Linked DNA regions of Homo sapiens: region 2 is linked to region 1. Evidence: chromatin loops called from intact Hi-C (ENCODE). Cell type or tissue: Caco-2. All regions are shown on one strand. Each heading gives the region's core, and the rest is flanking DNA. Links, peaks and the distances in the headings are about the cores only. Region 1 holds the start of FRMPD1 (FERM and PDZ domain containing 1). Region 2 overlaps FRMPD1 (FERM and PDZ domain containing 1).

Region 1 (15,637 bases), core at 3,408-11,407:
CTACTGCTCCTGACATTTTACCCTTTTCAGTGAAATGCCCAGGACTGGAAGTTCTAGGTGTGTGTTTTAAAATTAATACAGTGTAGAAATTAGAGTCTTTTTTACCTGATAACTCAAGTCCATACATTTAATGTATAGGTAATTCAAGTGCATACATTTTATCTGATAATTCAAGACTATGGGCTTAGTCTTTTTTTCTATTATATTTTGGTTATTGCTTTGCTCCTTTGTTATTTTTTTCCTCCATTTGGTACTATTATTTGCATATCTTCTAGATATTTCATCAATGTTTTAAAACCCTCTGACTCATAATTTCTATTTCTTTTTAATTTTGGTTTGGTACTGTGGGGTAGTTCTCCTTTTTCATCTTTCAGATCATTAAATCAGTTTTCAGTGGTGTTCATTACATTTTTCATTTCCACAATTGCAAATTTAAAAAATTGTGTATTTAACTTTCAAAAACAATTTTTCCTCATTTTGATCATTTCTTTCTAGTCTCTGCTTGAATCTCCTTACATTTTTGATTTTAAAAAGTTAGTTTTTCTTCTATTAAATTGATCTCAATGTGATTCCTCTCTTTTAGTTATTTGTCTTGGTTGTGCTCCTTCAAGCTATTGACTCCCTTTAAATAATCTCTGATCTGCTTTGGCTACTTATATCCACAAGTGGGTAAGTTGGGCTTTTGTGGCCTCTTGGGTACAATAGTTCAGCGATCATGAAAGGAAAGAATGATGCTTCTCCAGTGGCCTGGTGGTGAACAAAGCTACCTGGCTGGGTCCACCAGGCTGAGGTGAGGTGGAAGAAGCTTTTAGGATCTTTGGACACTCCCAGAATTAATAGGGTGGGGTTGCGCTGCTGTGTGCCATTGTGTAGTTTGCTTATTGCAAGGGCATCTGGTGGAGAGGATTAATAGGAGCCAACATCCACTTGCTGAGCTGTGTACCCTAGTGTGGAGCTACATTGGCCCAAAGGAAGGAAGCATATTTTCTCATTTTCACAAAGGTATCTGAGAGGGGAAGCTTTTTTCTAACCCACATAAAGATGCTGTGTGGGCTAGGTGTGACCCTGAAGGGATAGTTTGGTCCACCTGTGACATTCGGTTCTACAGAGGCAGGTCTTGACAGAGTCAGGGGTCTTCCCACAGAGCTATTTGCAGGAAGTGGGCAGGGACAGTTCTTCCTCTCCTGTTGAGAGGTCCTGCTTAGTTGGGGTAGCTGGGCCCCTCAGGTAGCCCAGGATTGAAAGCCTTCACTGCAGACTCACTAGCGAGGCTGACTAGTTCTCAGGCTCCTGGGCCTTTGTCCTTCTTGCAATGGTGGACGGTGTGGCAGCAACACCGCCCTTTGCCAATCCTGCACTGCGATTGTCTGTGTGGGATTGGGCTCCAGCTATAGGCAACAGTGTCCTATGCCCCATTCACTGTATGGCTCACAATTTGGGTCCCCTCAGCAGGGAGCTGGGTAAGAGAAGGGCTTGGAAGGTGGCCCCCCATCTTCAGAGAAGCCCCCTGGGTAGGCACGCTAAGGTGATTTAGGAAGTTTCTCTATAACACAGTTCTAATACAGCCATCTTTCCTCCCCAACAATAGAGCTCAGTTTCCCAAATAAACCTGAATCTGAATCCCATTTACCAGCTCTGTGACCTCATACCAGTCGCTTGAATTCTCTGAGCTTGCCTCAGTTTCATCTGTGAAGTGGGGATTGTCATGTGTGTCCTGCCTAACTCAAGCAGCTGTTGAGAGAATAAGATGAGATGATTGCTCTGTTTGGTGTTTTACAAACTGAAAAGTCTATGCAAAAGTAAAGAGATGAAGAAAATAGTGCTAGAGAGGGTGGCATCTGCCCCCGGGGGCTGTGGGGAGCACGGTGGTAGTGGGGAGTTGCAGTCACCCAGCAGATGCAAAGCAGAATGAAGCCTATGGGAAGTGGCCAGATGTAGTTGTCAAGACCAGGGTAGGGCCACACTTGATGCTGGCCACAACCTCAAGACATGCCTTCTTCTGGGGAGCTGATCTCCCAGGAGCTGAGCCAGCAGAAAAAAAAAAAAAAGAGAGAGAGAGAATTTTACAAAAGAGATAAAAAGGCAGGAGTAATAGATGCTGAACCCAGTCCTATCTTTTCAAAGCTGCCTCTCAAAACACTGAAAGATTTATCACTTAAGGAATGAGATAAAAATTCATCTGACAAGAGACATAAAGAGCTTGAATATTTTTTAAAACTTGTGATAATCATTCCCAATTCTATACAAATATCTTATTGCCTTCCTCTGTTTCTAACTGAGTCATTATGTCCATTACATTAGCAATAGATTCGAATACCAGTTTTATCAAGGAGCAGAGAATGCGATTAGGAACAGGAAAAGAAATATAAGCAGACAAGGCTTAGATGAGAGCTAAGGAATAAATCCAGATATCAGACATGTTTTCCATCCTCCTGCCCTACCACTAAAAAAAAAGGTAAAAATAGATCATCTTTGAGAGAACGACTATGATAAACAGTCAAGCAAGGTCTGGAGGGTGTTGGGAGACTGATCTCTCTTCACCAGTACACAGATAATGAACTTTCTAGCTCAACTCCCTATTCTTAGTATTATACAGTGAATTGGACAATTCATTTTTAAGAAGTGAGCAGTGAATGTCTGCTTCTGTGTCCTAGAATCTTGGGAGTAAGAACATATTGTTTTTCTGTCAAATTTTCTCTCTGTAAAGCAACAATCTAATTGTCCCTAAGAGGTAATATAATCCTCATGATAATCACCCAATTTCTTTTGCCAACAGCAGTACTTCTCTTTGTGACTATAACACTTTAGCTTCCTTAATCTCAAAGAATCATTTGGTTTAGGGCTCAGGGAACATTGGTTGTCATCAGGTATCATTGCCTCTTCTTATAGAGGAGTAAAGTGTAGCTCAGAGAGGTGAGGCGATTTTCCCATAGCCACATAGCAAGAGAGGGACAGAATTAGGGTCTAGAACGCTAGGGCACTGCTTTTCTACAAGTAGCTCAGCAGAAGTGCTGGCATAGATATCAGAGAGGGCTATTTTTAATAACCCTCTCGCAGTACTCCAGTAGTCCCTGAGTCTTGGCTCACTGAAGCCTTGATGTAACTGTCTCATTATATTTCTGCATAAGACCTTGAATATTAAGAACATACAGTTTATGTGGTGTAATAACACTCTCTTAACCAAACCGTTTCATCCCCTATCCAATGTGGATTCACTTCAGAAGGCTTAAGTCTGTAGTAGGCACTCAACAATGTTGACTGAATGAATGAATAACCACTTAGAGGCCCATTAAGGAATCATGTCGTTTTAGATCTGAAAGAGACCTGGAAGGTCATTCTGGTCCCATTCCTCCATTCTGCTGAGACTTGAAGAGTGAGGGGACTTGGTGGCAGAGCACTCCTAGAGCTCCTTTCCCCTCTGCTTTCCATACAGTGTTCTTTCTTTCACCCATACTACTTCTCATTAATTTGATCTGCAGGCATTAAAATTGCCAATTTACTTGTGTTCAGGTAAACAAAATAAATATTTCTAACATCGAAAACACTTAAAAACATTTAAAAACACTACTCCATAGAAAATGACAGGGTCGAGGTTTTTTTAACCATAAGGAATTTGATCATTCTGAAGAAGAACAGAAACTTGTCCTAAATCACTGCAGACAGTAAAGCTGAAATTTGAAGCAGTAAATGATTCTATTTTGGGAACAATAGATATGAGGTCAGGAAGAGTTAGGCATTCTAAGAAGGAAATTGTATAGAAAAGCACTATTAAGTCAGCTCTCAGAAGTATTTGAGTGCAAAGGAGATTGATACAGGTAAGGGGAAGGTATGGGCACTTAGCAGATGACAAATGGCATACTCATTGCCATAGAGAAAGCAAACTTTTAGCTGAAATGGTACTTATGGGAAATAAATTTGAATCTCAGATGTTTGAGTCAGGAAGTCTCATTAGGATGCAACACAGCTTGTCCTTATGGGCTATTACATGGTGTCACTAAAAAAAGGAGAGACTCAGAGAGGGACAAGGCACAACCACATAGCAATATGAGAAATTTCATTCTTGCTATATCTTGTTCTATATTAATATTAGATCATTTGATGCTATCCTCTCACCAAAAATGACTCTTCAGAGTGACAAAAACAGAGATTGAAAGTAATCTAGGCCAGGCACGGTGGCTCATACCTGTAATCCCAGCACTTTGGGAGGTCGAGACGGGCGGATCACAAGGTCAGGAGATCAAGACCATCCTGGCTAACACAGTGAAACCCCGTCTCTACTAAAAATACAAAAAAAAATTAACCGGGCGGGGTGGCGGGCACCTGTAGTCCCAGCTACTCCGGAGGCTCAGGCAGGAGAATGGCGTGAACCCAGGAGGAGGAGCTTGCAGTGAGCCGAGATCGCGCCACTGCACTCCAGCCTGGGCGAAGAGCGAGACTCCGTTTCAAAAAAAAAAAAAAAAAAGTAATCTATATCCAAATGACAGCTGTTAGGGTAAAACTTGAGAAACATATATACTTTATTTGTTGATTTATTCATTCATTCAATAAATATTTATGGGATTATAGGAAGGCAAAAATAAATAAGACATTGTATTTCTCAAGAAGGTCTCAAGAAGACAGACGTGTAAACAAATCATTGTAATGGGTGTGCTGCGTGCTTTATTTGCTGTATGCTGTACATAAGTACAGCAGAGGCTCAAAGCAAGGACTGGGAAGAGTTCATGGAGGACAAGATATTTTTGACCAGGATTTAAAGGAAGAAGAAGTTTGTCCAATAGGTTGGGTTAAAGGTTAGAAAAACAAGGAAGCAATAATAGCTTATGTAAAGTATTTAGCAGTATAGGATTTAGAATTTCATATGAATCCCAGTGCAGCTATTTTAAAGCTGTGGAATCTTGGGTAAGCGACTTTACTTCTTGGAGCCTCAGTTTCCTTCTCTCTGTAAAATAAGTAGGGTAATCCTCACCGCATATAATGATTAGAAGCATTCCTAATAGTGCTGGCTAGCAAGTAATGAATGCTGTTTCGTCTCCAGGAACTCTTATTTTTTAGAACACTCCTAGGTGGTAGGTATTCTTATTATGCTCCCTTTGCAAAGGAAAAAAACCAAGAACTGAGAGGTTATGGAACTTTTCCAAAATTACATAGGTTAAAAAGCAGCATTGGGATTTGAACCTAGGCAGTTTGGCTCAAGACTACATTTTTTTTTAACACTATGTTATGTGTCTCTTATTACATAAGGTACCCTAAGAACATAAGGTGTTTGGTGTGCAGGTGTGGGGTGAGGTAGAGATGGCGCCACACGGGTAATAGGATCACTGTGGATTCACGTGATGCTAAGGAGTTAAGACTTTGCTGCACGATCAAGAAGGAACAATGGAGGTGTCTTCAGCAGGAGAGTCACTGGTCAGGTCTGTGGTTGAAAAAGATCACTGGCAGTATGTGAAGGATGAAAATAGGAAAGACTGGAGGCGGTTACTACAGCCTTGGCAAGAAATGGTGAGGCTCCAACGAAAGCAAGGGCGGCAGGATGAGGGGGAGGAGACATGTGTAAGAGAAGTTAAGGAGACAGAGTTGATTGGACTTAGTGTCCAGTAGAGTATGAAGGCCAGGAAGAAGGAAGAGTCTAGACTGTCCCTTTGGTTTCTAGTTTAGGTGCCCAGAGGAAGGAAGTGCCACTACCAGTTGAGATAGGGAAGCAATGCAAAAGGGGTAATTTGGGGGTAAGATGTGGGTTTGGTTTTGGCTGTGTTGAGAGTGGGGCACCTGAGGGACATTTAGGCGATGTCCAGCAGGCAGTTGTGTCTCTGGGTTTGGAAGACAGAAGGTTTGGCTGAAACCATGCAGCTGATAGAATTGCCTGGTGAGAGTGAAGGGAGAAAGGCCAAGGAGGGACATGAGGGCAATGGTAAAGGAGGCTGAGGGGCAAGAGGGACCAGAATGAGAATCTGAGGAGAGCGGGGTTAGGGGCTGGGTCCGGCACCTAGAGAGGCTGACACTGACGCAGGTAGCTAGGAAATGGAGGGGGACAGGGCAAAATTCCATGGGGAACATTTGTACTCACCGGACAAGAGAATAGTTCTTATCTTACTTTCTGACAAGTGCTATGCTTTTTGGTGTTTAACTGCCTTGGAGAGAGTAATTTGATGATTAATCTTTATCTACAAAATAATTTTTAAAATTAAACTTTATTTTGAGAAAATTGTAGATTCACATGCAATTGTTAAGAAATAATTCAGAGAGCCAGAATACTTGATTTTTAAAAAGCTTTCATTATTTCCACTATGGCTTCAGAATCTTCCACCCTTATGGTGCTTCTGTCTCCTGGGGCAGAACTTTGTATACTACAAAGACGGGTGAGGAAAGCAAAAGGCTCACTCAGCCCGTGGATCTGGGTGGCAGAGGGCTGGGGCACTGACAGAAAAGGGAGCTTTGGGTGCAATTACGTAGGAGGTCTTTCAGCGATGGAGCCACTCAGGAGTTTCTGGATGGACTCCTGGATTTGGAAATGAAGGTCACAAAGGAGGAGCACCTGCCTTCATCCAGACGATGTTGGCTCCAAAGTGCTGCTAGTCTTCCCCCACCGCCCTTGGATGAAGGATGCACTTGTTAACATCTGCCTGTGCACCATCCCCAGAATGATCTAACATCCCAGTCTGATGGTGCCTCAACCCTACTCAGAACTCCTCCCATGAACCTGCCAGTGCACTGGGAACACGGTGCAAACTCCTTGACCAGGAATTGGCCCCTGCTGACTCCCCTGCTTTATGTCTCAACTCCTGCCACTCCCTCTGTGGGATCTCTCTCATCTTGGGGTCTTTGTTCCTGTGGTCTCAACCTGAAAGGCTCTCTCCACACTCCTCCCTTTCACTGGCCAATTCCACTGGCCTTTCAGGTTTCCATTTAGAGCATGCCCTCTCCAGGAGGCCTTCACTCAGTCAGTGCAGGCCTGAGTGGTGCCCTTGGCCCCGTGGGATTGGGTTATTGTTACAGGAACTGGACTGTATTTTAATAGTCCTAGACTGTACATTCCATGAGGACAGGGACTGCTTTATTAAAGGTGTATTGTATCTCCAGTGTCTAATGCAGGATATGGACCTCGTAGGTGTTCAGTAGAGTTCAGCACGGAAAATAGTGCACAGACACATGCATTTGGGTATCATGCTCAGAGAGGCGGTAGGACCAGAACCAGGGGAGTGGGTGAGACGGCTCAGGGGGTCAGAAAAGGGCTGAGTGCAGAGTCCCAGGGCGCTCCGGCATTTTAGAGCTTCTGGTTTGAGGAACCCTCAAGGAGACCGAGGGAGTGGCTGGAGAGGGCCGAGGAAAGCTAGGAGAACACAGTTTCCCAGCGCGGAAGGAGTTTACAGAGACAGGGGAGGTGGTCCACAGTGCCTACCGTGGGCCCACGCTCTCCCTCTCCCTTCAGCCGAACACCTGCGGGGCGTGGGGGTCAGGGGGCGAGTCCCCCAGGGCTCCCCGTAGCTGGGGCTCTTCCTGGGGAAAAGGAGGCGTGAGAAGGGGGTCGTTTTGGGAACTCTTCTGGGTTCCAGTTCTGGCCCAACCACCGCTGGTCCGGGTGACCTTGGGGAGTCCCTTTCCTCTCCCAGCCTCAGTCTCCCCCCTGGGTACTCAGCGGACGCTGCGTGCCCCGGCGGTGAGCTGAGGCAGGCGGCGGAGGCAGGGCCCGGGTGGGAGCGGGACCGCCCACTGCGGCGGGCCGGGACCTCGGAGCCAGCGGAGGCGGCGCGCGGGGCTCCTCCCCCGGGGCGGGGGTCGCGGCGCCGGCAGCTGGCGGCCGCGCAGCTGCAGCCTCAGCACCTGCCGCCGCCAGACGGCGCGGGCGCGGCCCGGCCCGGCCAACCCCTCCGGCTGCAGCCTCGGCGCGGGAGGCGGAGCCCGAGCCGAGCCCGAGCAGCGCTGCTTCCCGAGCCTTGGCCGCGACCGTGCCCGCCGCTGGGCGGGGCCGCCCTTCTCCGAGAGCGTCAGCCCGCTAGGTCCTTGTCCGCGCGGGCGGCACCTCCTCTGCAGGTAAGGGAGGGGTCCTGGCACCGCAAAGTTTTGGGGAGACGGCCTGTCCCCACACCCCGGGCCTGCGCCTCGGCTTCCTCCGCGCCGCCCTCCGCCTGCACCACCAGTCCCGGGTGACCCGCGCCCGCCTCCGGTCCTCGTGTCCCCAAGCCCGGCTCGGGGGCGCGTCCGTGGGCTAGCTCAGGACCTGCCATCGTGAACTGTTTGCACAGTAGCGATGTGTGCTTAAGTTTCCGAGATCTGCATGGTGTAGTGAGTGGAAACAGCGGCAACGCGGGAGGGGGAGAGACCTGGGTTCAGGTGCGGCCGCGGCCAGCGCCAACTTTCTGAGTGACCTCAGACCAACCCTCTCTGTCCGTCCTCGATGGCCACACCTGAACCAGAAGGGGTTCGCCAGGGACGATCAGCTGCAGTGCCAATGCCTGTGTTGTCATTTTTTGAGTAGAGGGGCATCCCTGAGTGTCTCAGCTCCAGAACTCATTGCGTGTGGAGAGGAATGAGCCACAGAAGTCAGTCTCCAGGGTCGCGTCGCTAACTTGCAGCAGCTTTGACTGAGCTTTAGTGGGGGCGTTGAGTCAGCCTCGGGAAGCAGGGGATGCCCCTAGGGTTAGGAGTCAGGACTCTGGCTTCTGGTGGCTCCTCTGCCATACACCCACTGTCTGTGTGACCTTGGGCAAGTGCCCCCTGCTTTTGCCACCTATAAAATAGGGTGGAAGTCGTGTTCACTAGTTGTTCGCTGTCTCTTTCAGCTGTAAACTCTGGAGAAGCGGAACCTCCGGATCTCTGCATTTAGTCAGTTTGGGTGGAGGCAATATTTCACCAAGAATCCATCTAGCACTTGCAAATGAACGTTTAGAAAATAAAGGAGGCATTTGCAGTTTGCTTTGGAAGTCCCAAAATAGACATGGGGAGGATTGGTGAACGCTCAGTTCGCCTTCTTCAGTGCTTTGGACCGTCATGAAATATTCAACGACATAATGATTTGTTTTCAAAGTGGCTTATAGATCAGGAAGCGTTTCTGTTTGTGAGTCGGTTATTTTTGTAAAAACCTCAGAATGGTTGTTTGGGAAAAAAAAATAATGCACTGTTCTAGGGGTCCTGACCTAGAGGCCAGCATCTACTTGTTTCTAGTCTAAGATGATGGTTGAGATGATTTCCAATCAAGACAATTTCGGGCATCCTTTGGTCGGTGTTGAGTATGGGTACGGTTAAGGAGCCAAGTTCATCTTTTCCAGGACTGGTGCATTCTGGCACAGTCACAGCAAAACAAGCACGAGGTAGTTAACTGTGATATGCTAGAAAGTGAAATTTATTCTTTTGCCCAATATCTTGTTCCCCTTGTGCTGCAATTAGTGGCTCCCCAGTGTGTGGGTGAAACGCATTACCACGAAAGGATTCTCACAGAAGTGATTTTATGATTTTATTTCCTTCCTCGACATCCTGGTTTTAAGTTTCTAGCATTATGAAATCAGAGAGCTGGTGAGGGTGTGCTTGGTGACCAGAGCAGAGTTGTGGTACCTAAGTTTGTCTTTCCTGAATGAGACCCCATCCTTGAAGCTAATTTGTCCAGAGCCTTTTATCTCTCTGACGCATTCAAATGCCACCAGTCTTTTCCCTCTTCATTCTCTATTGGTTCATCAAGCACTTTCTCACTACTCATTCGAGAGGACACAAACATGAAAATTACCAACAGGCCCTACCCTCAAGGAGCTTAGGTTCTGTTGGGGAATAGAGAGGCTTGTGCCACAGGATCTTCATTGTGGGCTTTATCGCCTGGGATTCCTGTGAACACTAAGGAGGGTGAATTCCAAGTGGAGATATTGGAGAAGGCTTTACAATGGAAGGTGGAGGAAGAAGAGGATTTCAACAGGTGGTGAGGAATAGAAAGGCTATGTGTAGGTCAAGGAGCTGGTACGAGCAAGGAACTGGTGAGAGCTGGGAGAGCATGAGACAGATGAGAGCAGTGAGCCTGGTGGAAGCACAGAGAAGGCAGAGCACTTCAGAGACAGGGCAGCGGGAAGAGGCTCTGGAGGCTCTGAACCTGGGCTGGAATCCTCGCTGGCTGTGGAGTATTGGGCCTCCGAGCGTCACTTTTTTAATTCGTAAAACGGGAATAATAATAATTCCAAACTCACAAGATTAAATGAGATCATGTATAACAGTGTCTAATAGGATGTTTGCATGTAATAGGTGTTGGATAAAAGTCAATTCTTTTTATCAGAGGGTTCATGGGCAAGCTGAATAAGTGTTTGAAGGCACCATTGGAGTAAATAGTGCTTTTGGTTTAAGCATGTGCATTGATTTAGAACCTCACCAGCAGCAGAGAGTTCTTGTGACAATGTGATGTGTCCTCGAGGTGCCTCCTGATTCAAGGGGCAGGGGCTTTTTGTTATTTGGAAGGTGTTCAGATCAGATACTAACATCAACAACAGGCAATGCCCTGTAAATACTGTTAGGTGGTGGGAGGTCACAGAAGGCTAATCAGAAGGCTCAATCCCTGCCTCACACAAGCTTATCACTATGTACTCAAGGACCCAGATTGGTGGGGGAGGGGGGCAGATTTGACAGACACAGCTCTAAATATATCAGCTTTGTCCATATAGCTGGGAGCGGGGTACTGGCTCCCTTCTGTCTTAGATTTGCAGTGGTCAAAGAATAGGATACAACCTGGGTAGCATAGTGAGACCCCATCTCTACAAAAAATTTACAAATTAGCTGGGTGTAGTGGGTGTGCACCTGTGGTCCCAGCTACTTGGGAGGCTGAGGTGCTGAGGTGGGAGGATCACTTGAGTCTCACTCGAGACTGCGGTGAGCTATGATCAGGCCACTGCACTCCAGCCCGGTCAAAAGAGTGAGACTCCATCTCTAAAAAAAAGAAGACAGAGGGTGAAGAATAACATTGCAATACCTTATGACCCTGTGTAGCACTATGTAGCATCTATGGTACTGTCCTTCATTTTTTCAATCAATGGTTGTTCATAGAACACCTGCTCTCTGCCAGAAAATTGTTCTAGGTGCCTCGAGAATACATCGGAACAAAAGGCAAGGTCTCTACCTTCCTGGAGTTTATATTCTAGTTGGAGAAAATAATGAAGAAGTCATTACATAAATAAGGTAACTACAGGTTGTGCCAAAGGCTGGGAAGAAAATAAGTGGGGAAATGTGGGAGAAAGTAGTAGGAGTGGGACTCCATTGGAGGGTGGTCAGGGCAGGCCTATCTGAGCCAGTGAGAGCCACAGGAGAGAGGGAGCCAGTCTTGCCTGGAGCTGGGTGAGGGTCAGTGCAGCAGCTCTGTATCTGTAAGAGGTAGGGTAGTTCTGTGTATGAGAATGCAGACTCTGGGGCCACACCACCTGGATTTGAATACTTGCCCCTTGGCTAACTAAATATATTCCACTATCAGGTTATTTAATCTTCTGAACTTCAGTTTTTTCATCTGTAAACTAGGGATAATAACAGTACCTCCTTGAGAGGGTTGTTGGATAACTGAATGAGTCGATACATGTAAAGTACTTAGAATAGTGCCAGTTATGTAGTAAGCACCAAATAAAAGTTCAATTGAGGGTGAGAGAAGGAGGAAACTGTTCCAGGCTGAAGGAACAGCAAATGCTAAGGCCTGGAGGCCTGAAGGGGCTTGGTGCATGTACAACTAGACAGTCTGTGTGCACAGGTATTATCCTCACAGTTATCGGGGAGACTCAAGAGCAGGCTCTCTGCCCCTTCAATACAGAATTATATATTTTAGGAATTTTGAAGAAATGACCACCCACAGCACTTTTCACTTGCAGGATCAGGCCGAGTGGTGTGGTGAGCTGCTGCTGCTGCTGCTCCTGCTACAACTTCGGGGACATTGCACAGTAGACCCTTCTTTAGGATCTCTTTCCCTCCCTCCTTCCCTGCCCCCGGAGGTGCTCATTGATGCATAAAGGGAAAGCAAGAGTGGAGCTGAGCCCCTGGTGCCACCAGCCCTGGTACCAAAATACTGGCTGTGCCCGCTTGCTGCGGGGTACCCTTCAGCCATCATCCCCTCCTCCTCCCAAGCTGGAAACTACAGCAGGGGAGGCTAATTGTCTGTGCCTTCTCCCTTGTTCCCTCCTTACTGAAATCTACTCAGTAAGGACCAAGTGACCTTGCCCTGTAAAGTAACAGTGACCAAGCCCTGTTATTTTTACTTCCAAAATCTCTCTCAAATATGCCCCCATCTTTCCATTCTCTCTGAGCATCAGGCTTCAGTGCTCTGTACTGTAAAGTGTGGCTCTGATCTCATCATGCTCCTCCTTAGAGCCTTTCAGTGGGTCTTCCCTGTATGGATACTGAAGTCCCGAGTCCTCAGCCCAGCAGGCATGATGGGCTACCTCCATCCTTTCTCTCACACCCCCTCCTCTGCACCATGTCCCCACTCTTTTTTTTTTTTTTTTTTTTTTTTTGAGATGGAGTCTTGCTCTGTTGCCCAGGCTGGAGTGCAGTGGTGCGATCTCGGCTCACTGCAACCTCTGCCTCCCGGGTTCAAGCAATTGCCCTGCCGCAGCCTCCTGAGTACCTGGGACTACAGGCACCTGCCACCATGCCCGGCTAATTTTTGTATTTTTTCGTAGAGACGGGGTTTCACCATATTGACCAGGCTGGTCTCGAACTCCTGACCTTGTGATCCACCCGCCTCGGCCTCCCAAAGTGCTGAGATTACAGGCATGAGTCCCCGTGCCCAGCCTCCCAACTCTTAATCCCCCTAGCCTCAGGTCTCTAGGCCTTTGCTCCCCCGTCTAGCCCCTCTGTCTAGCATGTGCTTTAGCCTTGGTGGTCCTGCCTATGCCTGAAGGCTAAGCTCAAATCCTACCACCCTTAGGAAGCTGTCTTCCAGATCCCCTCATCCCAGGGATTTCACTGTTCCCTGATACTTGGTACCTCTCATGGAGAAGTCATTACTGTCAGCCTTGAAGGATTTTGTGTGCGGTCACTTGTGTATGTGGCCACAGCTCATAGAAAGCCCTTGGGAGGGCCGGCACAATGTCCTTCATCTTTCTACCCCACAACCCTTTTCACAGAGCCTAGCCCTAATGCAAGCTTGATAATGGTCTGTATCGGATTGACAAAAGCCTGTGATTTTCCCGATATCTGAAATGGTTTGAGTCAAGCCAGAAACATGAGGCTGATGCTTAGGGGTTGCATATGGTTGTCAGCTGAACTCACTCGTGGCATTCTGATCCCTCAAGATGTAGCTCCTTCATTTGATGATGGGTTGATGCAACCTCTAAGATGAGTCTGAGTTTTGAATTTAGCTTTTCAGTGTGCCTATTTTAAAGGAATATACTGTGTAAAATTTGAACCTTGAAGCTTTTGACAATCATTCTTTATATTATAAAAGCGTTCCTTACTGTAAAAAAGATCAGTATAGAAAGCTTTCAAACACCAAATATACCTATGCACTTAACACCAATCAATGTATAAAATTTTGGTTTATCCACAGCTATTGTAGTTGTACTTTTACTGTATCCTGAGATATACACTAAACTTAATATATGTTCATGGAAGCAGTACTAACAGTGGATTAAATTTGTTTTGGTAATTACAGATTACATTATACAGGTTTGCAAATCTGAGACTTTTTTTTTTTCAGTTAACTATCTGCCTGAAGGACAGTGGGAAGCCGGACTAGGTGCTTGGCAGATTGATATGAGGGCAGAAGCCATTATTTTCATTAAGTGACACAGTGTTTTCAGGAACTCATCTGATGTTTAGAGACCTTTTTGCCAGCAGTTAGAAGTGGTTTGGGCCACCAATCCTTTCCCAAGCTGGCTGCTAAATGGTATGTGGCCTTAATATTAGTTGTTTTGGTGAAAAAGAAAAAAAAAAACACTAATTACAAGTTGGAAAAGATAAGATGGTAAATTTAAAAGTTCTTTTGACCTCTTTCAAGGAATGATCTGAGAACCTCAGCTGCTTCAGTAAAAGGGTGATATGGCAAAATTTCAAAATCCTGAATGGAAAGAGCTTCAGAGGAATTCATCTGGATGCAACAGTGCATCATTCTCTGAGATTTTTGACTTAAGAGAAGACAGATGTGCAGGCAGCTGAGAAATGCTGTGCTTCCTGTTCTTTGAGTATCTAGAATATAGGGTGTAGGCTACAGCTTGTATTAAAACCAACGATAACAATCCCACCTCCCCTGCCAGTTGAAACCCCTGTCTGATGCTGACTTGTAACTATTCACATGTGAAGCTTCTGAGTTACTGCTTTGTTGTTTTCTTTGCTCCAATGTAGAATTCAGAAGGATGCAAAAGGAAAAACAATTATTAAAGACGAGGATGGCATTTATTCGTTCTTATAAAAATAATTTATTTAGTAGCTGCAGTCTCTGTTCTCTCTGGCTTTCCCTGGAAAAAGACACCACTCCAGACTGTCCAGGGCTCCCCTGGTACCTGTGAATGTGCTGTTAGTTCCTGGTCTGGTTAGAAGATGATGTCTCTGTGGAGATACATACTTGGCCTCTTTCTTTCTCCCTGGGGTGAGGGACATTTTATGTATAGGAGATGGAAGAATAGACGGTCTCTTTCTCAAGCTCATTCCTGGTTATTTTCAGTACTTAGCTCTTTGCAAAAACTGCGTAATAAGTGTCTTAGTGAGAGTGTGCCTTGTTTATGTGCTGAAAACCTAGATTCACACATATGTTTCCAGATATTTTAGCTACCAGCATAGACCCTCAAACAAGACTGCCAGCTCCGGAGATGATCAAGTACAGCCTTTGTGTGGTGCAGGAATTCCCCTAGCATACCCAGCCTCCCTCTGCTTGGACCTACCAACCCCCACCACCTTCCTATTCCATCCTCAGTTGGCTCTGGTTATTACAAAGTTCTTCATTATTCCAAGCCAAAAATCTTCCTCTCGGCAATGGTTGCCCCATTGGCCCGATCCTGTCCTTTGAAGCCCCACACACAAAAAATCCATTTCTTCTTCCCTATGACAGCTAGTTAGGCCACTTGGACCTTCAAAGACAGGGATCAGGCCCCCACATCTTCACTTCTTTAGGCAGAATGCCCACTTTATCTGGCCCCCTGAAAAGCTAAGAATGGGACACCGCTGTGCAGGTGGGGGTCTGATCAGCCCAGACAGGAGCAAGCCCACTGCAGCCTCACTTCGGAATCTATATTTGCGTTAGCACAGCCTGAGGCCAGTTAGGTCCCGGTGGGTCCCCCTTCTGAGCTGTGCACTGGGCCACTACGGAACTGCATGCACTTTGGCGTCAGAGAGACCCGAGTGTCCTGGCCCAGTGGTTGACGTGGGGTCGGGTGAGTGAGCCCCCTCTCTGGGACTCAGATCCCTCATCTGTCTGACTACTTCTTAGGTGCTGTATTTTTTCCTGTAAATGCTGTAACAAATCACCTCAATCTTGGCTTAAAACAGCAGAACTGTGTCCTTGAACAGTTCTGGAGGCCAGAAGTACAAAATCGAGATGTTGGTAGTGCTGCTGTCCCACTGGAGTCTCTAAGGGGAATCCTTCCTTTGTCACTTCCAGCTTCTGGTGCCCACTGGCATTTCTTGACTTGTGGCTGCATCACTCCAGTCTCTGCCTCCCTGGTCACGTTGCCTCCTCCTGTCTGTTTCAAATCTTTGT
Region 2 (15,637 bases), core at 3,551-11,550, 53 kb after region 1:
CCTGAGCATCATCCTGACTCCTTGAATCCCCTGCATCCACCCCATCAGCAGCTCCTATCAGTTTGCCTTCAGAACTGTCCACCTCTCTCTCCCTGGGACCCCCGCAAGGATCACTCACTTGCTTTTTCCCTGTTGCAGCAGATTCTCTACTCTGCAGCTATAGTGGACTTTTCGAAATGTAAAATGTTCCTGTCCCATGCTAGCTCCCAGCTCGACCCCACCCCAAACCATTCAGTGGCTCACCTACCATTTTGCCATGACCTACAAGTCTCTTCACAATCTCTCACCAGCCCAACTGTCCAGCCTCACCTTGTTCCTCTTCTTTCCTTGCTCACCGTTCTCCATTGTTTTGCTTTTTTTTTTTTTTTTTTTTTTTTAATATCTAGAAGTCATCGAGCTCTTTCCTATCTCAGGGATTTTGCACTTGCTGTTCAGTTGGCCTGGAAAGTTCTTTTACTTCCTGTTTTTATGACAGGTCCTTCTTCATCAGGTTAAATTTAAACATCACCTTCTTTAAGAGGCCTTTCCTGACCACCCAAGGCACAGGGAGTCCATTCTCTTGCTTGTTTCCTCCAGGGTACTTACCTGCTCATCACGCTTTATAATTATATATATATTTATTTACCTGTTCATTATCACCTCTGCCATCATATGGCTTTTCTCCCCCAACCTTCCTCTCATATATGAGACCAGGGACCCTGACTGTTTTGTTTCACAAAGTATCGTCAGCCTTAACAGAGTCCATAGTATGTAACGGACATTCAATAAATTTTTACTGATTAAGGGCTTTTATAGTAGGGGACTGTATTATTCATTGAAATATATTTAAAATGCACATCCCTCCTTCTTCCAAAAGGAATTTTTAATGATTACAGTTTTAAAACATGTGGGAAAATTAAACAAGAAGTGTTAGAAATAGATTGCAAACCAATGAGACTAAGGATTTAGCATTTGAATACTAACATTAGCCCTGAATTTCCTGGTAGCTGGGGCAAGAAATCAAGGAAGTGTATTGAAATGTCCTCTATAGTGCAGAAGGAAGAAACACAGATATGCATCTGTAGTCACATAATTTTACATGCATATTTTAGCAATTCTGTTTTTTTCTGACTTTTAAAAACTCAGTCGTTTCAGCCAGTTGTACTTGCTTTACTTGTCTTTGGCATTTTTTTCCCATAAAATTTAAACTCTATCTGTGGCTCTAAGTGAGTTGTCTAGGAGTAAATTAGTCAAAAATAACCATTTCCATTTCCAGGCATTACTAAACAAATTGATAACTTTTATACACACAGAGTAATGTTAGAGCTTTATAGAGAATCTTAAACAGGTATTTTACTGAGGAATAGTGTCAACTTTCAAAGTTCCTGTGATTTCTTAAATTTTAGATTAATTTTCAGTAGGTGGTTATTGTTACAATCATTAGTCAAATTCAGTTGGTAGCCCTTAGTTTGAATGAGTGTCCCTGTTTGGGTAGGAGTAAACTGGTGAGACCTATAGTTACAGGAATGGGAAATTGTGCAGATATGATAAGGATGACTCCTCTGTTACCACTCGATTTCATATTCCAACGGAAAAATAACATTTACAGTATCAATGTTCTTTTAGAAATAGCTAAACTCGGCCAGGCCCAGTGGTTCATGCCTGTAATCCCAGCACTTTGGGAGACCATTCTGGCTAACACGGTGAAATCCCGTCTCTGCTAAAAAAAAAACAAAAAAATTAGCCGGGCGTGGTGGCAGGCGCCTGTAGTCCCAGCTACTCAGGAGGCTGAGGCAGGAGAATGGCGTGAACCAGGGAGGCGGAGCTTGCAGTGAGCCGAGATAGCGCCACTGCACTCCAGCCTGGGTGAAAGAGCAAGACTCTGTCTCAAAAAGAAAAAAAAAAGAAAAGAAAAGAAATAGCTAACCTCCCAAAAGGTCTCTGTGACATGTTTTGAATTTCTGTGTAAATAATGCAATGCAAACTGCTTAATAAAAGCTGCAACACAGTGACATTACATCATAAACTAATTAATTTTTAACCTTTTGCTTTCAATCAAATTGTCATCTTCTTTATAGCTTCGTATGACTACAGAAGTGATAAAATGACAAAGATTTGATGATAGTATATTTTTCCACTTAATATTACCAGTTCTTCGGCTGGGCGTGGTGGCTCACGCCTGTAATCCCAGCACTTTGGGAAGCCAAGATGGGCAGATCACAAGGTCAGGAGTTCGAGACCAGCCTGGCCAACATAGTGAAACCCCGTCTCTACTAAAAATACGAAAATTAGCTGGGCATTGTGGCGCGTGCCTCTAGTCCCAGCTACTTGGAAGGCTGAGGCAGGAGAATCTCTTGAACCTGGGAGGCAGAGGTTGTGTGAGCCAAGATCGTGCCACTGCACTCCAGCCTGGGCAATGGAGTGAGACTCTGTCTTAAAAAAAATAATAATACCAATTTACATAGTTAAATGGGATTCTTTTCCTTCGCAATTTCTTTCATTGCTTCTAAGCTTACAAAAATCTTCATCCAATACAAGTTTTTCAATTCAATTTAATAGCTTAAAATGTTTATATTTAATTCTTTAAGTTGGAGTTTATTTTAGTATATGCTAGGAGATGACGATCTAACTGGATTTTTTTTCCAAATTAGTAAGTAGTCATTCATATTACCATTAATTGTGAGTGATCTTTGCCTTCTTGATTCATTCTTTACTGACCCCTCCTTTATTGTATGTGAAATTCTGGCGTCTGTGAGTGGGAGATTGGACCTGTTTCTGGGCTGGCTATTCTGTTCCATTGATGTAACTGCCTACTTTTACACAGCTGTATTAAAATTACTTACGTTACAATAGTATTATGCATCTCATTATCTTTTTTTTTTTTTTTTTTTTTTTTTTTTTTGAGATATAGTTTCCCTCTGTTGCCCAGGCTGGAGTGCAGTGGTGCGATCTTGGCTTACTGCAACCTCCACCTCCTGGGTTCAAGAGATTCTCCTGCCTCAGTCGCCCGCGTAGCTGGGATTACAGATATGCGCCACCACACCTGGCTAATTTTTGTATTTTTTTAAATTTATTTTTGAGATGGAGTTTCACTCTTGTTGCCCAGGCTGCGGTGCAATGGTGCAACCTTGGCTCACCGCAACCTCTGCCTCATAGGTTCAAGTGATTCTCCTGCCTCAGCCTCCCGAGTAGCTGGGGTTGCAGGCATGTACCACCACACCCGGCTAACTTTTGTATTTTTAGTAGAGACAGGGTTTCTCAATGTTGGTCAGGCTGGTCTCGAACTCCCGACCTCAGGTGATCCACCTGCCTCGGCCTCCCAAAGTGCTGGGATTACAGGTGTGAGCCACCACACCCGGCCTAATTTTTGTATTTTTAGTAGAGGCAGTGTTTCATGTTGGCCAGGCTGGTCTCGAACTCCTGACCTCAAGTGATCCACTGGCCTCAGCCTCCCAAAATGCTGAGATTACAGGCGTGAGCCACCGTGACCAGCCTCATTACCTATTAAACTAAGCTTTTATTACTCTTCATTTTCAGTGCTTTTAGTCTTACCCACCTATTCTGTCATATGAAGTTTAGAATCATTTTATTATACTATTAAAACAAATAAGCATGAGATTTACTGAATTCTCTCTGTCTCTCTCTTTTTTTTTTTTTTTTGAGATAGGGTCTTGCTCTGTTGCCCAGGCTGGAGTACAGTGTTGTGATCTTGGCTCACTGCAACTGGCACCTCCCGGGTTCAAGTGATTCTCGTGCCTCAGCCTCCTGAGTAGCTGGAATTACAGGCATGCGCCACCACGCCTAGCTAATTTTTGTATTTTTGGAAGATACGGGGTTTCACCATGTTGCCCAGGCTGGTCTTGAACTCCTGATCTGAAGTGATCTGCCCGCCTCAGCCTCCCAAAGTGTTAGGATTACAGGCATGAGCCACCGCACCCCACCAAGATTTACTAAATTCTCTTATGCTTAATCTAGAAATGTTAGTTTTATAGAGCGAGATCTAAAGAAGCATAAAGAACTTAATGTGACATCGTGCTTTCTTCACTGCTTGGTTGTATCCTCAGGGCTTGAAAAGATATTTCTTTTAACTTGTCTTGAATGTTAATACTAATGAACATACATGCATGTCTACACACACAATGACACAAGGCACATACATGCATACATGTGTACACACCCATGCATGTATGCACACAGGCACACACATGCACATGTATGCATGCACGCACACACACACACACATATACACACATTTTGGCATCTTAGTGTCAGAAGCCCTTGCTGCTGGTTTTACACACTTTCCAAACTTACTTGGTTATTACAACTATAAGAAGTCTATTTACTAATTTTAAGAATGGTTTTGTTAAAACCTTTCTAATTCTGTTGACCTTTCTAATACTATTAATGGTGTAGAAAGACCCTTTTAGGCAACAATTTTTTTTTATTGTGTCTTGACCCATAGGCAAAAGTAGAGAGATTTGAGGGTAGTCTGGAAGGCTCCTGGACTGCATCTGCAGAGTTGCCATTATTTCCTGAATCCTGTTTTTAAAGTAATAATGGAAGAATTTCTCCTTTCAACTGTAGGAGCACTACCCTCACAATCTCCACAGTGAATGGCCCCCTAGAAACTGTTACAACCACAAGTGCATTCCTATGATTGTGATTACATGCTACATTTCCTTCTGGTACAGACTGATGCCTCTATTTCTGGTTTCTTTGAATCGTCTTTACGTTATGAAATCCAGTTTATACCAGATTTAGCTTTTAAAATCACTCAAGCTGAACATAATAAAGTGTTTAAACATAGATTCAAAATTGTTTCTCCACATCCTGCTGGAACTCGGAGGTGAATTCTTTGTTGTTACAGGATAGAGGTAGAATACATTTTCCAACATATCAGAGAGCAGATAAAAAGCCAGAGAATATGTGAAGTGCAATCAGTATCCATCTGGTAGTTTTCCTTTTCAGTGTTATTAACCAGCTCAGTATAAACTTGTGAGCTATGAAAAGTAGAATTCATCTATGTGAGACTGTTTTCATGATAAATGTAACATGTTTGTTCTGGTTCTACCTTAGGGGAGATCCAGTTATCTGGCAGGAATTTCATTAGTGTAACTATAGGGCTTCTGTTCTTCCAGTGTAAGATCACAGAAATGACCTCACATTTATGGTTTGAAACGATTACAAAGGCAGCAGAAACATGTTTTGAGATCAGTGCTTAGTTTGATATTTATAAGATGCTTCAGAGGAGGAAATGTTGTTACAGAGATCATTTCCTTTAGCTTACTGTCAATATTAAATGTTCTCTATGAGGAGCGGCCATGGTTTGGTCATGTACTTAGGTTAATCCCTTTCCAAACAAAAGCTAGAACATGGCCTTTGGGGAAAATGTCAAATCCAGACTTTGGGCCAAAGCCACTGACACTGTCCAGGGATTAGTCAATACAGTGCAATGTCATTTGTCCACCATTGTGGAGGACCGCACTCTGCCAAGTGGAAGATAACGGAGCCTGCCCATTTGAAAAGCATCAAAATGGATTCTGTTGAAACCCTGTAGTAAGGTTTGTTCTTTCTTTTGTTCTCCAAACAATTATTAACCCTACTCTATGGCTGGTACTGAGTTCAGCACATGGGACAAGAAATATGTGGTTCTTGCTACACAAACTAGTCCAGAGAGGACAAGAGACTTTGCACTGGTCTGTAGGTACATTTTGTAGGAGATATTTCCACCAAAATCAGAAGACTGAGTAGGAGTTGGGCAGGTAGACAGCATGATTGGATATGTTGGGGAAATTGTGTGTGTGTGTGTGTGCGCGCGTGTGTGTGCATGTACGTGTGTGTGTGTGTGTGTGTGTGTGTGTGTGTTTTGGAGGCAGGTGAGTTATTCTAGACAGAGGGAAGAGCTTGTCCAAAGGCCAATGTGTTTGAGGAACTTAGAGTAGGCTAGTTTGACTGGAACAAAAATATCAAAGAGAATGAATGACTTGGTCCTGGAGGCTGGAGTGATGGGCGGGAGCTGTATTAAGCCATATTCAGGATTTTGGATTATGCCATTCAGTCAGGGGAAACACATGAACAGAATTGTGTTTATAAAATCAGTCTGGCTGCTAGATGGAGAATCATTCAGGAAAGATGAGAATGGAAAGTGGGGAGACCAGTTAGCAGCCTAGTAGAAACCTGTCAGTAGGGCTGGTGATGGGGCCTGAAACAGAATGGTGGCTGTGGAGATGGAAAGAAATGGACCCTTTTTGAGATCTTCTCGTGTTGTGAGTGATTTGAAGGATAAGAGTGGAGGAAAGTCAAGGATGACTCTGGGATTCTGGCTTGAGCAATTGTCATTATCCTTATGATACCATTTACTGAGCTCTGAGACACGGAGAAGATAAGTTCTGATTAGGGCAATAGCCATAGGGTTGAGCTATATATCGAGTTAAGCAAACATAAAGGAAAATGACAAAGTTTCATCTCTGTTACTTATATTCAAATTGCTGTTCATTACTGGTTGTATATGCCTTTTCACTTTTCACTAATTATATTAGAGGTACAACTACATTAGCAGTAACATATTAGATATGTACAGTATTTTGCTCATTTATTTGCCCAATAAGCACTGATGCTTCCCGTGAGCAAAGATCTTCACTTGACAATGTGAGAAATACAGAGGTGGACAAAATGTGGTTCCTGTTTCCAAGGAATAAATAGTCTGTTAAGGGTAACAATATATGGAGTCAGATAACTTTAAATAAAGGTTTGGATGCTCGGGGCCATAAGAGAGGGTCAGAGCTCCAAGATGTGAGAACTTAGGTCTGGCTAGGAAATCAGAGAAGGAAGATATGACCTTTGAGCTGGACTTTGACTTGGCCTCACACTTTCTGCAGAGGCAGTTGTGTGAGCCAAGGCCCAGGGGTAAAACTGTTAGAGGTAAGATCAGTCTGGAGTGAAGGCCTGGGAAGGGGAGTGGTGGGTGGATGCTGGCTAGGGACTGAAGCCTCAGGACACAGGTCCACGAAGGCAAGGTTGAGGAGTTTGGCTTTTGTTCTGTGGGTGGTGGGGAATTATTAGGAGGAGAATAATTCTAGTTCTCACTTAGGAAGGGTAAACCATAGCTTACACAGTGCTCTGGAAGGGTATTTTCTAGATTGTGTTTCTTTGTATGTCTGAAGCTTTTAGGCCCACAATACTTTTTGATGTAGAGTCTTCGAGGTCATTCTTTGTTGTGTTTGGTTTATCTATTCCCTATCGGGTTGTTTTGAGTTTTCCCACTATTCTAAATAAAGCTGAGATTGATATTTTTGAATACTTAAGAGCCAGGGTTTATTGAACTCATACTCTGTTCTAGAACTTTACTAGGCATGGGAGACATGGAGATGAATGGGTACCACCCTTGTCTTCTAGGAACTCATGGTCCAGGATAAATAATATGATATTTTTTCCTTTGTGGTCATCAGTTCAAGGAATACCGGTCAAAATGGTAACAGAAGATCAAATTTAAAATTTAAATTCATGGTACAGGTTCACCAATGATTTCCTAGAGAGATTGAATTGCCAGTTTGTATTGTCATTCTTTAATCTCAGGACTAGTACCTGTTGGGCCTTATTATTTTTATTCATATTTGGTATGACACATAATAGTACTCCATAGCCCTTTCAGTTGTGCTTCTTTGATAAGGTTGTACATTTTCTGTGTTAATTTCCAGCTTGCTTTCTTCATGTGAGAGTTGTCAATTCACTTGCTTTGAGCATGTGAAATGTGGGTATCTACTATGTGTATTTATGCCCATTCTTCATATATTTGTATTATAAGCTTTCCCCACTTCAGGATTTTTTTAAATTTACTTATTTTCAGCTGCTTTATTGATAGATAATTTACATACCATACAATTCCCCCATTTGAAGTGTACAATTCAATGGTTCTTAGTGTATTCACAGATCTGCAACTGTCACAAGTCCATTTTGGAAGGTTTTCATCCCCCACAAAGGAAACCTATACCTATTAGCAGTGACTCCCAAACCTCCCAAACCTCCCTCCCTGAAGCCTTGGACAACCCCTAATCTACTTTCTGTCTCTATAGATTAGTCTGTTCTAGATATTTCATGTTAATGGAATCATACAATATGTGGTCATTTGTGACTGGCTTTCACTTAGCCAGATTCATCCATGTTTCATTCCTTTTTATTGCCAAATATTCTGTTCTGGAATACGGTATTTTATTTATCCATGTCATTAGTTGATGGACATTCGAGTTGTTTCCACTTTTGGACATTTACAGAAAATGCTGCTATAAATATTCATGTGCAAGTTTTTGTGTAGACATTTATTTTCATTTCTCTCCGGTACATACCCAGGAGTGCAATTGCTGGATCATGTTGTACACCATGTTTAGTCTTTTAAGAAACTTCCAGACACTTAAAGGACTTTCTAGAATTTCTATTCAGTTTCATTGGTGAAAGCCACACTATGCAGTTTTGATTATTGCCTTTGTCTGAAAGGAGTGCTTACTTTTCAACTGTAACTTTTCTGAAATCTAAGTATTTCTGATAGAAATTTAGAGTTCAAATTGATACGCGCTGTAAGTGTAAAATAGACCCTGGATTTTGAAGACTTAATATGAAAGAATGCAAAATCTCTCATCAATAATTTTTTGTATTAACTACGAGTTGAAATGATACTATTTTGGATATATTGAGTTAAATAAAATATATGTTATTAAAATTTATTTCACTTATTTTTTTCCTGTTTTTATGTAGCTATTAGAAAACTTAAATTTACGTATGCGGTGTGTATATTTCATTTGGACCGCACTGCTCTAGAAGCAGTGCTAGTGTGCCTATTGAAGAAAGTAGCCCCAATTTGAAACCTGCTTCCCAGCTGTATGACTTTAAGCAAGTTAAAATCTCTCAGAGCAAGATTTAGTCTTTTCACCTATAAAACAGGAATAATAATTGTACCCACCTCAAAAGTTTGAGGGTTGAGTGAGATATATATATATATATAATGTTAAATCACTCCCTAAAATATAGTTAGTATTCATAAATGTTATTAATTATTATTGTCGTTATTGCTGTGATTACCATCAATTTGTCAAGTTGTTTTTTAATCTGGAAGAATTTTTTATTTATATTACATTAAATCTCTATTTAATTTAGAACTTTTTTTTTTTTTGATACTTAGTGTTTCCATCCAGGAACCCAGCATAACTTTAACCCAATTATTGTGTTTTCCTTTATTGCTTTAAGGAAAGTTATATTATTTTCTTTAAATAAATCCTTCTTCCCCTGAATTACATTAGTACACATCACTAGTTTTGTTACTTGAATCCTTTCTTGGCATTTTCTAGATATTTAGCATTCACTCATTAAGAATGCCTAACACCGAATGTACATTCAGCTAATCTGCTTTTAATGAATTGTTTGATCCTTTTTGTGGCTGTGTTTTGTGTTTTTATCCTGCATCTCCACTAAACTTATCTTCTGGCACTAAAAATTTTCTTTGTTCATCATTTTCTGTGTGAATGTCATCTGCTAAAAAACAAAAAAAAAATAATAAGGTGGTACTTTTCCATTCCTGTGCTCATTATTCCTCTTGTCATTTTTCCTTCCCTGATAACTATTATTAGCATTTATCCTACTACATTAAATAAAACACCAAATTGTTTGTTTGTTTGTTTTTGAGATAGTCTCGCTCTGTCACCCAGGCTGGAGAGCAGTGGCATGATCTCAGCTCACTGCAACCTCAGCCTCTTGAGTAGCTGGTACCACAGGTGTACACCACCAAGTCCTGCTATTTTTTTGTATTTTTAATAGAGACAGGGTATTGCCATGTTGCCCAGGCTGGTCTTGAGCTCTGGGACTCAAGTGATTAGCTAGCCTCAGCTTCCCTAAGTGCTGGGATTACAGGCATGAGGCACTGCACCTGTAATGTCAAATGTTGATTTTTGACTTTTAGTATAGAGTGTTATTTATTGCATTTAGAAAAACCTTTTTATAGCTCTAAATGTTTTTTACAAAATCAGGAATAGGCTGGGTGCGGTGGCTCCTGCCTGTAATCCCAGCACTTTGGGTGGCTGAGAGGCAGATCACTTGAGCTCAGAAGATTGAGACCAGCCTGGACAACATGGAGAAACCCCATCCCTACTAAAAATACAAAAAATTAACCGGGTGTGGTAGCACGAGCCTGTAGTCCCAGCTACTCAAGAGGCTGAGGCATGAGAACCGCTTGAACCAGTGAGCTGAGATCATGCCACTGCACTCTAGCCTGAGTGACAGAGTAAAACCCTCCCTCAAAATAAATAAATAAATAAATAAATAAATAAATAAATAAATAAAAGATTGAAAAAAAATCAGGAAGAGCTATGGGCTTTATTTAGTGTGAATTTTCAGTTTTCTGTTTCTTCCCTCTCATTAGGTCTCTCTGCTGCTCCAGCTCAGTATTACCTGCATGCTGGCCTAGAAGAAAGACTCCCTCTGCTTCTAGGTTGTGTGGGCTGGGTCATCTATTCATACAGATCCTAAATTTGCTCTAAGTCAGGGCCTGGGGGGGATCCTTGGTGGATAGTGTACACGAGACTTTGGACTTGTGCTTGTCACTTACATTTTGGCTCTGTGAGACAGTTTTTCATATTTCCGGATCCTTGTTGAAACTGGAGATCATTATAAATGAGAGGGAGATGATTTTCAGATAAGTGAGGGCCTATTGCATTAGGCAGGGTTCCTGAAAGTGTTTGGTAAATGGATGAGAATAAATGATAGACCTTAACCGCAGAGTCCCAAGACAGCTATTACTCCTTCACATTTCTGTTGTTCATAATGACAATAAACACCTCATCCCATCACTATTTGACCTTCCTCAGAAAGAACCACTGACTGTTAGAGGGAAAAATCATTTGCCACAGGTGAATGACAAATAACTTGTGACTCGCTTTGTGGTTTCTCTCTTTGAGAGATAGAAAATATTACTTTCCTGCTTTTAAGGAACATACATGTTTTAAAAGTTGATATAGAGGGAGTCCTTGCTATCTGAGATTTTATATTGGAAACCTTGCAGTTACAAAGCTTAAAGGGAAGCAAAATTCATCATAAAGAAACAAAGAAAAACATCACCAAAGACAAAATCTTGCTATAAAATTATCCGTCATCAAACATCTGAACCTGACAACTCCTTGTTTCTGCTCACCATCCATGTTTTTCCTCTCCTGTACCTCTGACTCCAGCAGTATGTCCTGCCTGGGATGCCCATCTGCCTGTTCTTCTGTCAGTCCGTCCATCCATCCATCCATCCATCCATCCATCCATCCATCCATTCATTCATTGATTCACTCAGCAGCAGTTATTGAATATCTTCTGTGTGCCAGGATCTGGGCTGTATAGGTATACCCTAGACATGTCTCAGAGTGCAGCTCAAATGCCACCTCTTCCAAGTACCAGATGCGTCCCTGATTCCCTATTCCCTGCCCTACAAAGGTGAAACTGCTCTCCCCCTTCTCTGTGTGTCCATAGCACTTCCTGGGCGCTTTCTAGATATTTAGCATTAGCTCATTAAGAATGCCTGGCAATACGACTTCTCTTTTAGAGGACAGTCCTAAGTTCTGCTAGTGGAGTTGGTGTCTTATTTGTCTCAAGAGGAGAATTGGTGTCTGCTCAGTTCTGCATCTTTCTCCATGATGCTTAGGGCTGACCCAGTTCGTGACCAACAACTAGAGTCTTCTCTTTCTCTTTTTTACATACTCCTTCTCTTCCAGGGCTAAAGTTGCTGCAGCTGATGGGCCCGCCAGGAACCCAACTCAGACCCTCATCCCTGTGCGACACACAGTAAAGATAGACAAAGACACCCTCCTCCAGGACTATGGATTTCACATTTCTGAGAGCCTTCCCCTTACAGTGGTGGCTGTCACAGCAGGTAGGGGATGACTGGGAAATGAGAAAGGAGTTTGGTTTCTTAAGGGGAAATAGCCCCAAATCTCCCCGATCTCTCTATCCTATAACAAAATGCAGAAAATCCTACCTGGGAAGTTAGAAAAGGCACACCTAATTCTGTCTTGGGCTTTGCACCTTACTTTGATGCTGGGAGGGAGGAAGCCTCAAGTGCACTTGCCGCTCCAAACCCCAGGCTCCCACTGGCCTTGGCTAGGGCGTTGCCCACCCTTGGCTCCCTGGCTGGTCTCAGGGGCAGTGAAAGTATTTGGCTAAGCTAGCCTTCCTCTTTGAACCCCACACGCTCCTAGCTGGGGATACTTTCTGGTCAGACAGTAATAGAAACCATTGATTTGTTTTCATTTGAACCTTGTGAAATACAGGCTGTACCAGGGTGGAGAGGAGCAGGTGGGGAAAGTCCAGTGCTTGTTTTCATAATTGAGGTGTGTTAATCTGGGATTCGTTAAAATGTATTGATTTCTATTTACTACACATACACACCAGAGTTTTTTAGAGATGAATGGAGTAGATTTACTGGCCAACTCTATTGATTTAGAAGGTTTCTGCTAGTTTTCTTTCTCAGGACAGTCTTCTAACATCCCTGGAAGTTGGTGATAGATGATAGGTACATTATCCATGGTTTATAAACAGGAAAATTAAGATCCACATGAGCCCAAGCCTGACTGAAGGCGGGGGAGTGAGCCAGTGCCCCTGGGAACTGGATCAGGGTGCCATTTAACTGTGCCGCTATTACACATAGAGTCTGGGTCCTCCCGGCATGAGCACCAATTACTTATTTTCTGTCCAACAGGAGGCTCTGCTCACGGCAAGCTTTTCCCTGGTGATCAGATCCTCCAAATGAACAATGAGCCTGCTGAAGACCTTTCCTGGGAACGAGCAGTCGATATTCTCAGGTACTAAATGGTCTTCCATCATCTACAGAATTGCACAGATTATCAAAGAACAAAGATGGGCAACAGGAATGGCATAACTGATCCCCTGATTTTAATAAGGCTAAGTCTCCTTTAAAGCAGCAAAAACAGCCTCGTTTTAGAGTTCCATCTATTAAAACGGCTTCTTGTTAGTGGCTGTTACAGTCCACTCTCTCTCACTTGCCTACAAAAGAGCTTGGGAGGCACAGAGTGCTGTATTTGTCAAAGCCCTGCTATGCCCAAGACACCGTGCTAAGCATGCAGGGAATGTAATGATCATAAATAACCCACAGGCCCTACCCTCTAAGGATTTATAGGCACGTTGTAACATATGCCAAAGATTGAACTAAATTGATGCCAAATCTGTTCTTCTTTATCCCTCTTGATATATCTTCTTAAATATAATTGCAGGTGCATCTTGGTTGGCATATATGTAGTTTCATTGATGTAGCACCTCCAAACCTTCTGTCTGGTGTCATTGTGACTTATGAAAATGCCTCGCTTTTTACCTAGACAATGATTTCCTGAGACCAGGGCTCAGTGGGTGCTCAGTTAAATGAGTGAATATGGTTAGCGCTGGGAATTGGCAACCCAGACTTTAAGACGGAGGAGTGCCATTGATAGGAGTGAAGAGGACAAGCAGACATTTTAAGGGCACATGAAGCTTTGGCTTTTAAATTTTTCACTCAACATTGTTCTAATGACTAGTATAAAGACAGACGAGAATCAGAGGTAGATGAAAGCTAACTTGAAGAGATATATATATATATATAAAATTCAGTTTGTGATTTTTCATGAATGGCTGATCTGGCTTTGGGGTGGTATTAATTGTTTTTTTTTCCCTTTTTTTTTGAGATGGGGACTTGCTGTGTTGCCTAGGCTGGTCTCAAACTCTTGGGCTCAAGTGGTCTTCCCATCCCAGCTACTCGGGTGGCTGAGGCAGGAGAATCGCTTGAACCCGGGAGGCAGAGGTTGCAATGGGCCACGATTGTACCACTGCACTCCAGCCTGGGTGACAGAACAAGACTCCATCTCAAAAAAAGAGAGAAAGAAAAAGAAAAGAAAAGCCAAGGAAATACACTGTAAATGCTGGAGAGTCCTCCAACTTGGGCAGAAGTTGTAGGCTGACAAAACAGAGAAGGGCCCAGAAATATTTCAGTTGTGTCTTTAATGCTGGGTAAAATTTGGTCCAAAAGATGGAGGTGAAGGGTGATTCAGGCAAAGAGGTAAACAGAAGCAACTGGGTGGGAAGTAGGGGCTGCTGAGCAGTTCAGTTTGCCTGCAGAAAAGTTCTAGGAAGTGAAGTCCAGATGATAGAAGGTCTTGAATGCCAGCACAGCATGTTTCAGTGTGATTCTCCCCCTGGAAGGGCGAGCAGTTGAAGGCTTCTGAGCAGGGATGCATGACTTGAGGTGTGCTGTGCATCTGTACCCTCTGCTGTCTTTTGCATGTGAGAATCCCAGGACGCCTTACTTTTTTTAAGCTTAGTTCCCAGTGTCTAAAACCAGCATGTATTATTCAGTGTCACGTGTAAAAGGTAAAACACAAAGCAAAACAAAAAGATACAACAACAATGCCAAGAAAACATCTCAAATTCCTCCAAATAGCTATGAGGCCAGTATGTCCTTTTAGAGCACTTGCATTTGGGTTTATTGTGATTTATCTCAGAAAAGGCCTGTTCTCATTTAAAATGGAAAAGAGGAAGTCCCTAGACACTTAGACATCTTGGGTTGAGTTTATCCTTTTGAGGAAATAACACACCAGCAGCAATTGGCCTAAATGTTCATATTGCAAGAAGTCAAATGAAATTATTTTGCCAACTGCTTCTCCATGGTAGCAGTGGCAAAGAGAAAGGAAAATATGATCGATTTTCTCTGTTCTGGCCGCTAATATAAAGTAGAGGTCAAGCAGTTATCTGCTTGATTTGATCACTTTTGAAATCTAAGAGATAATGCAAGACAAAGATGTCTACTATCTTGATTATATGATTGGGCTCATTACACCGACTTTGTGTGCCCAAACACCATAAACTCTTTGGCTTTTATCTGATAAACGTTATCCACAGACATTCATTCTGTTTAGTGAAATGTTTAGCCTGAGTTTTATGAAATAGCAACCTGAGTTATCTGTGTTATTGCCATATTTTCTCCTAAAAAATTTTTTTGGGTTGGGCACGGTGGCTCACACCTGTAATCCCAGCACTTTGGGAGGCCGAGGTGGGCAGATCACCAGGTCAGGAGTTTGAGACCAGCCTGACCAACATGGTGAAATCCCATCTCTACTAAAAAATTAGCTGGGTGTGGTGGCGGGTGCCTGTAGTCCCAGCTACTCGGGAGGCTGAGGCAGGAGAATTCTTTGAACCCGGGAGGCGGAGGTTGCAGCAAGCCAAGATTGCGCCATTGCATTCCAGCCTGGGCAACAGGGCAAGACTCTGTCTCACAAAAAAAAAAAAAAAAAAAAATTGGGGGACATAAATCTAGCTGGTTGTCACTGGATGAGTTCTTCATTGTATAGGACTAAATTAAGGCTAAGTGCCTTAATTAATGTTGTGGCTGTAGATATAGACTAGATGGTAGAGGTGAACTTACGAAAATTCCCTCCAGGTGGGAGGAGCTCTCTGGGTCAGCTTAAGTTCCTTTGCAGGTTGCTGCATTTCCCAATATCTTTCTCAGTTTTGCTGAGCCAAAAAAGCTAAGGCAAAGGAGGCTGCTTTATACTCATTCTGCCAGTCTTTTTGACCCTAACACACATGCTCACACATGTATGCATGCACGTGCATCCATCACGCAGAACGACTAAATGTTTTTGTCTTTATT

The links. A loop is a pair of places that touch in the nucleus more often than their neighbours do. Peaks named below come from ENCODE experiments on the same cell type or tissue, not always from the same donor. Only the 100,000 strongest peaks of a DNase experiment are listed, where the experiment ranks them.
Region 2: a loop joins it to region 1, with 7 times the contacts of the local background. A loop is called at or near these places in 3 of 110 quality-filtered maps.

The regions. Positions count from the first base shown.
Region 1 is chr9:37,643,067-37,658,703 of GRCh38, forward strand. FRMPD1 (FERM and PDZ domain containing 1) reads left to right here and starts at 7,888. Exons shown (of 16, transcript NM_014907.3): 1 at 7,888-8,028. RefSeq lists a silencer at 7,760-8,029. In Caco-2, for the core only: no CTCF peak of the experiment used is centred there; a DNase peak (open chromatin) is centred at 7,935; H3K4me3 peaks cover 1,108 bases; H3K27me3 peaks cover 133 bases.
Region 2 is chr9:37,695,699-37,711,335 of GRCh38, forward strand. FRMPD1 (FERM and PDZ domain containing 1) reads left to right here. Exons shown (of 16, transcript NM_014907.3): 3 at 11,718-11,875; 4 at 12,701-12,803. Among named protein-coding and RNA genes, the nearest start is that of TRMT10B, 50 kb to the right of the region's middle. RefSeq lists a silencer at 1,674-1,920. In Caco-2, for the core only: no CTCF peak of the experiment used is centred there; no DNase peak of the experiment used is centred there.